Regions from separate parts of the Homo sapiens genome. Here region 2 is linked to region 1. The links are chromatin loops, found by intact Hi-C in ENCODE. Cell type or tissue: heart right ventricle. All regions are shown on one strand. Each heading gives the region's core, and the rest is flanking DNA. Links, peaks and the distances in the headings are about the cores only.

Region 1 (4,106 bases), core at 1-4,000:
CATAAAAACAAAAAACTTTCAGTTCCAAATAAACAAACAGAAAATCTATTTTTTGGGATGGGGTCTCACTCTATAACCCAGATTGGAGTGCAGTAGCTCGATCATGGCTCACTGCAGCCTCAACCTCTCGGGCTCAGGCAATCCTCCCACTTCAGCCTCCCGAGTAGGTGGGACTACAGGCACACACCACCACGCCCGGCTAATTTTCGTTTTTTTGTTTTTTGTTTTTGTTTTGTTTTGTTTTTTGTAGAGATGGGGTGTGCCATGTTGCCCAGGCTGGTCTGGCACTCCTGGGCTCAAGCAGTCCACCCGCCTCGGCCTCCCAAAGTACTGGGATTACAGGCATCAGCCACTGCGCCTGGCCTTACAACACATTTCTTTTCTTTTTCTTTTCTTTTTTTTTTTTTTTTTGAGACAGAGTTTCGCTCTTGTTGCCCAGGCTGGAGTGCAATGGTGTGATCTCGGCTCACTGCAACCTCTGCCTCCCAGGTTCAAGCAATTCTCCTGCCTCAGCCTCTCGAGTAGCTGGGATTACAGGCGCCCACCACCATGCCTGGCTAATTCTTTGTATTTTTAGTAGAGACAGGGTTTCACCATGTTGTCCAGGCTGGTTTCGAACTCCTGACCTCAAGTGATCTGCCCGCCTTGGCCTCCCAAAGTGCTGGGATTACAGGCATGAGCCATCACACCTGGCCTTATAATGCATTTCATAGCTAATGCAGATGCTATAGCTCCCCTACAATTAATTGTGTTGACAGCAGAAATTTATTTTTGGATTATTTTAGTTTGGTTCGCTCAGGCCATGTTTGCTAGGATAGATAACAGCTAATTGAATGGGGGTACAGTGAAAACCACCTTGAGCTTCATGTCAAAAAACCCGAGTTTGCCTGTGAAACCTGTGAAATGGGAGAAGTGAAAAAATTAAATAAGTAAATAAATAAAATTTGAGTTTGGATCTGTTAGGATATTAATACTTGTGACCTCAGGCAACTCACTTAGCTTCTCTACCCCTCATTTTCTTCATCTACGAAATTAAAGAGTTGGATTATACAGTTTCTAAAATCCCATCTGGTTCTAAATCCTTAGACTCCTTAGACTAAATCGTTAGTGTTTACCAAGCTGTAGAACAAAAGTGGAGGTTTAGAGACAAACCCCAAAGAACAAAAGAACTTGTGTGGGGGTTTGGGGACTAAGACTCCTGGGTCCCAGGCTCAACACTCCACTGACCCATTAGGCAGAACCTTCCCATGCCCAGGTCCAACTGGCCAGTAGCAGGATGATAAGGAAACATTTCAGGGAACATGAGTAGAAATAGAGGAGACCCCTCATTTCAGGGAGCAGCACCTTGACAAGGCAGGAGGATGAGAAGGACCTCTGGAGGGGTCTAAGCTGAGCTGCCCTGAGTCACAGAGATCACAGTGGAGTTTCTCCTGAGACAGGAGTGTCAGCTGAGTGGGAACTGTGTCCCTCATGGGTGGGGTCAGAGGTTACCTTGGCCAGCAGCCGGCGCCCGTCATTATCTAGGATGAAAACAGCCTTGATGGTGTAGAGGGAAGGTTCCTGCAACTGACACCGGAGAGGAGAGTTCCGTTTGGCCCCTGACTCGAGGTGGACACCCTGTGTCTATGGGATCTGCTGGCCCTAGGATACATCCTCAGGCCCCAGCAACCCCAGTCCTCAAGGTCCACAGCTGGTTCTGCCCAGCCCTGTGCCACATGGGCCAACCCAGGTGCCCACTCCACTCCCAGGCAGATGTTCCACTGCAGGCCCCGAGTGGGCGCTGTGCCCGTTGGGTGCAGAAGGTCCTTCCGGGCCCAAGTTCTGTCATGCACTGACTGCTCCAGAGCCCGAGTCGGAGTGTATCACAGAACCTGGGCCGGGGGGGACAGCGGGCCGAGCCTCCTTCTTCCAGCTGATCCCTGGCCGGGCTGGACCTGCGCTATCAGCGCGCCCCCAGGCCCTGGCCCGGGTAGACTCCAGAAGCATGCCCATCACCCACCGGTGATGGGAGCCGAGTCTGGGACGGACAGGCCACTCCTTACCCTCCCCGCGGAATCGCAACTCACCCGCCACCCCCACTCCAAACGGACCCAGAACTTCAGCCCCGCGCCGACGGACTCAGGACAGGCCTCCTCTCCGGTCGGCGCTGGGACGAACTTTTCCTCCCGGGTCCTGGGGCCAGTCAGGGGTGACACAAAGTTCCCAGCCGCCGGGCGCGCGAGTTCTGAGTTGGCTGCTCCCCCTAACCCTGCTCTGTCCCTGCCCAGCTCCCGCCGCCCGGGATCCCCGCGCCCGCCCGCTCCGTACCCGCAGCCCCGAGGGCTCCCCGGCTCGAGCAGGCGGCGCCGGGCCCCCGGCCTGGGCCGCCGCGGCCCCCTCCCCCGGGTGCGGACGTGGCCAGGCCTCGGGCCGCTGCATTCCGCTCGCCGCCTCGCACTGACAGCGCCGCCCGCCGCCTGCCCGCCGCCGCCGCCCCGCCTCCGCGCCGCCCCGCGGCCCCCTCTCGCGCGTGGCCTCCCTTTCCTCGGGGCCCCGTCCTCTTGCTCGTTCTCCCCCATCTCCCCTCCCGCCCTCACCCCACCTCTCCTTCCCCCACTTCTCCTCTCCCTCTCTCCTCCTTGGCTCCTTCCCGAGTCCCTTACATCCCCGAACTCTGCATCCTCAGGGTGCCCCAAGACCAGCCCTCGTCCTGCTTCCTGCCTGCTCTCCGGCCTGTGGCTTTGGTGTGCGCCAGTGTCTATAGGCTGTCCTGGGGCCAGCAGCAAACACAAGCAAAGCCCACTTTTGTCTGTTGACCTCTGGTAGGTACCATGAGGACAAATACGTCAGGTCACCCTTTAGATCTCAGGGACAGGGTCTATAAGCAAGAGCAAATGAGGACAGTTCTGGGGACACCCCTCTGTGAAGAGGCTTTCTCATTCCTCTCTCACTACTTGCAGAAGGCAACCATGGGCCCGGAGACACCTCCCCAGGCTCTCCTAAGTCACAGATATGGCACCATCAGAAGCAAGACAGACGCCCAGCAGCACAAATGCTCCACCAATGACATCGGGCTTTGCAGCATGTTTTGGTTTCTTTGGTCTAAGTCTAACTAAGACAAGCTCTCATTTCAGGGTACACTGGCAAGTGGGAAATTCACATCCCAGTGATATGTTAGTGCTACGTATGCATTTACCGGTAAAAACACTGTGCGTGTATTTTACATTTGACACCTTCACATCCATTATCTAATATAGCCCACACCTGTAAGATAGGCATAATGGACCCTCATTTTAAGCAAAGAGAGACTCAGAGGTTGTGTGACCTTTTCAAGACTATACAGCTAGTTGACTGGGGATAGAACCCAGATTTTTGACTCAAAATTTCTTCCCTATTCTTCTCTTCAAGCCCTCTTATGTTGTGGACCACAGTCACTTACCCTAGATGGTTACAGAATGGGGTTTTCCTCACTGAATGCATCAAGTCTTCTTATCTTCAAGCCTCTGCTGAAATATAATTACCAAAAGGTCCTCCTGACAGCCACCATATCTGACTTGATAGGTCTCTCCTGTCACATTCTCTCAGTTCCTATTTCTTTCTTTCATTGCACTTTTTTCAATCTCTAAATATTATTTTTACTAATATTGCTTGTTTGAGACACGGTCTCACTCTGTTGCCCAGGCTGGAGTGCAGTGACTCGATCTGGGCTCACTGCAGCCTCAACCTCCTGGGCTCAGGCAATCCTCCCATCTCAGTCTCCCGAGTAGCTGGGACCACTGGTGCATGCAACCACTCCCAGGTAATTTTTTATTTTTTTATTTTTTTTATTTTTGTAGAAACAAGGTCTCAAGTCTGGGCTCAATGGCTCACATCTGTAATCCCAGCACTTTGGGAGGCTGAGGTGGGCAGAAGGCTTGAGCCCAGGAGTTCCAGACCAGCCTGGGCAACATGGTAAGATCTAGTCTCTACTAAAACTACAAAGAAATTAGCCAGGTAGGGTGGTGTGACCTGTAGTCCCAGCTACTCAGAAGGCTGAGGTGGGAGAATCACCCGAGTCTGGGGGTTCAAGGCTGCAGAGCCATGATCATGCCACTGTGCTCCAGCCTGGGCAATGGGAGTGAGAATCT
Region 2 (4,416 bases), core at 417-4,416, 790 kb after region 1:
GGTAACTCAGAAGGTGATTTGAACTTTAGACGGATGACCCACTTCCTGGCTTACTCATCATTTCCCACCATCCGTTCATCTCAGTTGAATGCCACCAGTCTTGTGAGGAAGCAGATTAGGAATGCTCATTCCCGCTGGGTGTGGTGGCTCATGCCTGTAATCCCAGCACTTTGGAAGGCTGAGGCTGGTGGATCACAAGGTCAGGAATTCAAGACCAGCCTGGCCAATATGGTGAAACCCCGTCTTTACTGAAAATACAAAAATTAGCCGGGCGTGGTGGCGGGCGCCTGTAGTCCCAGCTACTCAGGAGGCTGAGGCAGGAGAATCATTTGAACCCGGGAGGTGGAGGTTGCAGTGAGCCCAGATCATGCCACTGCACTCCAGCCTAGGCGACAGGGCAAGACTCTGTCTCGACAAAAAAAAAAAAAAAAAAAGGAATGCTCATTCCCCTGCCTGAGATGGCACAGAAAAATTTCTTTCCACATTTAAACAGTGGAAGAAGGGGCACTTCCAAATTTAATCTTTCATAGACAGCATATACAGCATTTAACATCTTCTGGATGTTAAAGAAAAAAATATTCTGAAACTTGTTAAAATGGCAAGGAAGAATTTATTCAGGACCAAAGGGGAGATTATGCTGCACTCTGAATACAATAATGACAAGTGGGATTTATAGCCAACAAGCAGAGTGAGGGGTCACTGCATGGAAAATTACTAAAAGGAGATTCTTGTTAAACCAACTTAACAGGACTCTTGTTGAAGGCAGGCCAGGGTTATTAGATATTAAGGATGGGGGATTTTCTTTAAATTGACTTAGCAGAATTCTTTTCTTACTGAGTTTATTCTTTTTTTTTTTTTTTTTTTTTTTTTTTGAGACAGGGTCTCGCTCTGTCTCCCAGACTGGAGTGCAGTGGTGTGATCATGGCTTATGGCAGCCTCCACCTCCCAGGCTCAAGTGATCCTACCACCTCAGCCTCCTGAGTAGCTGGGACTACAGGGGCCCACCGCCACACCCGGCTAATTTTTTTATTTTTTGTGGAGACAGGGTCTCCCTATCTTGTCCAGGATGATCTGAAATTTCTGGGCTCAAGAGATCTCCCACCTCGGCCACCCAAAATGTTGGGATTACAGGCGTGAGCTACTGTGCCTGGCCATGAGTTTATTCTCTTTTTTCTTTTTGAGACGGAGTTCAAGGCCAGCCTGGCCAACATGGTGAAACCCCGTCTCTACTAAAAATACAAAAAAATGAGCCGGGCATGGTGGCGGGTGCCTGTAATCCCAGCTACTGGGGAGGCTGAGGCACGAGAATAGCTTGAACTCAGGAGGCAGAGGTTGCACTGAGCCGAGATCGCCCCGCTGCACACCAGCCTGGGCAACAGAGTGAGACCTTGTCTCAAAAAAAATAAAGACTCTTCGTGAAGTAGTGTTAAGTGGACCCAGGAGAAAAATGAAGATGACCTCTTAATGGCCCTTCAAATGTATAAAGCTTTCTCATTCAGGGAAGAAAGACATAAAGATGTAGCCCAGGCGCGATGACTCAGGTCTGTAATCCCAACACTTTGGGAGGCCGAGGCAGCTGGACCTCTTGAGCCCAGGAGTTCAAGACCAGCCTAGGCAACATGGCAAAACCCCATCTCTACTAAAAATACAAAAATTAGCCTGGCGTGGTGGCGGGCGCCGTATGGGCACCGTGGTTGTCCCAGCTACTCAGGAGGCTGAAGTGGGAGGATCACCTGAGCCCGGGAGGTCGGGGCTGCAGTAAGCCGTGTTCGCACCATGGCACTCTAGCCTGGACGACAGAAAAAGAAAAAAGAAATAAAGGTATAAAAGAAAAAAAAGAAAAGTAAACAGCTTCTTCCAGGGGATGAAGTAGGTTTATTTCGGTGAGATTGCTGCTCAGGACTTAGGAGAGCCATCAAAGGCAGAAGACCGCTCCTGGGGCCCGGTCACCTGAACACTACAAGTCCCAGCAAGCGCCGCGCGGGGGCGGGGCTTGCTGACCGTTGTGACGTGTGGGCGGGGCAGGCGGGACGGGCTCTCCCTTGGGTGCTTAGCCCCGCCCCCGTCCCACTCTGCCCTGTTGCTGTCGCGCCGCTGCTGGTTGCTGTCCCTGGTGAGTGCCTCAAGTGGAAAGGGGCAGTTAGGCCCTCGGGGTGCCCACATTCAGACTTGCAGTCCTGAGAAGGGGCCACGGGGGTAGAGGTGTGGCAAGTTTCGGTTCTCACCGCAGTTCACCCTCTGGGGTGATAGTGGGAGTGGTGTTCTGAAGGCCCTGGAGCCCCTCCCGCGGCCCGGGAGGGTTGCGGGGCAGTTTTGTCTTGCGGAGGGCAGCGCTGCAGTGCTGTGTGGCAGGGTGGGAGGCTCCTCGGGAAGAAGTGACACCCCTGGCGGCGGCGAGGGTCTTGAGGCGGCGGCTGCCGCCCCACGGGTCGTGGCGTCCCGTCCCCTCCCGCGGGCCCAGGCTGTGGTGGTTCCGTAATCCCTCGCCTGGATGTCATCGCCGTTGGCTTCGAGGCGGAGGTGGAGCCTTGTTGCGTCACCCTGAGCAAGTTACTTTCTTTTTGGGCCTCAGTGTCCCCCTTTACGAGTAGGTTTGATCCCTGAAGCGCCTTGCCTTTTGCATGCTGCAGCTGTCGGAGAAGACGTTCTAGGCAGGAGGAAAGACGGTGTCGTGACCTGCCTCTACAGTTAATCCATTGCCCCTCCACCACTGACCCAGCTTAGTTTGGGAGCTAATGTTCCCACTCGTATATTATTTCAACCCCACTGGACGTGTTAACTCTTTTCTATCACTTGGATTCTTGCTTCACATGCAAGCCAACAAGTGACCATGGTTGGAGCTGAGTAAAATATGGATAATATAACTTATTCTATTATTGGAAACACCATTGCAAGTAAAGGACTTTATGTGGTAGGTCTTTGTAGCTTGTGGAGAATACATGATTAAGGAATATCCAGATGGCTCAGTTTCCCAGGTATTTTCAAGGGACCTGGAAACTCTATCCTTTGGCAGACATGACAGCTGTGGAATGGAAAGGGCCTTGAAAAAGGTAGTCGATAATCCTGAGTTACCTGGCACTAACAGGTCATATTGTCTTTCGAGTCAGATAGTACATCTGTGGCTCTTTAAAAATTTAATTTGGCTGACTAGGCGCGGTGGCTCACGCCTGTAATCTCAGCACTTTGGGAGGCCCAGGCGGGCAGAATCACCTGAGGTCAGGAGTTCAAGACCAGCTTGGCAAACATAGCAAAACGCTGTCTTTACTAAAAATACAAAAATTAGTGGAGCGTGGTGGCGGGCGCCTGTAATCCCAGCTACTTGGGAGGCTGAGGCAGGAGAATCGCTTGGACCCAGACAGCGGAGGGTGCGGTGAGCCGAGATGGCGCCACTGCACTCCAGCCTGGGCAACAGAGTGAGACTCCGTCTCAAAAAACAAACAAACAAAAATTTAATTTGGCAGTATGTATTGATAGAATGTCATGTATCCTTAATTATTTTTAGATGAAAAGAGAGTTAAATGAACTCTTTCACTTCTTTTTTCCTTCACTTAGGATCATCATTATATCAGGCAAGGTCCTTGAAGATTTTCTAGCCTTAGCCATGCATTTTGCTGATGAGGAAACAGGCCAGAAAAGGGTACTGTGACTTGGCCAAGCTCTCAGAGTGGCAGAACTAAGATAGGAACCCAGCTCCCTTGGCTGTTAGCCTAGTCCCCTTTCCACCACACTTCAAACACTGTCACTGCCCATGTCACAGGGACATGGCATGTTAGAATCACCCCTGTCAAGGGAAAAGTGGATGGTCTCAGTAAAATGGAGATTAGTACACAGCTTTGAGCCTTTCAGAGTTTCCAGTTGCCCGCACCTGATGTCCCAGAACTATTTTTTCCATCTTCCCCTAGAACTGGCGCCAGCACTATGGTGGTGTGGATGTGAGATGAGGGCCTGTTTAGAAAAAGCTGGACAGCAAATTCAAACAATTGTTAATGAGTAGTAATAAAGGCCTCCTGGGGTGTAAAATTTTTGTAAGACACTCTGAAACATTTTCATATTTTAGGTAAGGGTCTAGAATTAACTTGGAAATTTTGGGCTAGAGCAAATGGCTCGATAATTTGAAGACCAGTGATTGTGTCTTTGCTTTTGCTACCTGTTTCAGGGCCATCTACACACACCCATAGTATCCACTGCTGGTATTCTTTAAGGCTGGTTATGTGTAAGCATTTCTGCCATAGCCAGGGAGAAACGGGATTCAAATCAATTCATCCATTTTTGCTAATTGCTAATCGTTTAGAAAGAAAAGTAAGCAGAAGGCCGGGCACAGTGGCTCACGCCTGTAATCCCAGCACTTTGGGAGGCCAAGGTGGGTGGATCACGAGGTCAGGAGTTAGAGACCAACTTGGCCAACATAGTGAAACC

What was found. Peaks named below come from ENCODE experiments on the same cell type or tissue, not always from the same donor. Only the 100,000 strongest peaks of a DNase experiment are listed, where the experiment ranks them.
Region 2: it touches region 1 in a loop (4-fold over the local background); 2 of 110 quality-filtered maps call a loop at or near these places.

What each region holds. Positions count from the first base shown.
Region 1 is chr17:48,035,360-48,039,465 of GRCh38, forward strand. It overlaps COPZ2 (coat protein complex I subunit zeta 2), which reads right to left and starts at 2,438. Exons shown (of 9, transcript NM_016429.4): 1 at 2,308-2,438; 2 at 1,492-1,566. The coding sequence starts at 2,418. MIR152 (microRNA 152) reads right to left here and starts at 1,888; the gene lies at 1,802-1,888. RefSeq lists an enhancer at 3,555-3,604. In heart right ventricle, for the core only: a CTCF peak has its summit at 1,769; a DNase peak (open chromatin) is centred at 1,799; H3K4me3 peaks cover 1,713 bases; H3K27ac peaks cover 1,967 bases.
Region 2 is chr17:48,828,966-48,833,381 of GRCh38, forward strand. It overlaps CALCOCO2 (calcium binding and coiled-coil domain 2), which reads left to right and starts at 2,070. Exons shown (of 13, transcript NM_005831.5): 1 at 2,070-2,113. RefSeq lists an enhancer at 2,074-2,955 and a silencer at 2,326-2,485. In heart right ventricle, for the core only: no CTCF peak of the experiment used is centred there; DNase peaks (open chromatin) are centred at 2,046, 2,496 and 3,787; H3K4me3 peaks cover 2,464 bases; H3K27ac peaks cover 2,849 bases.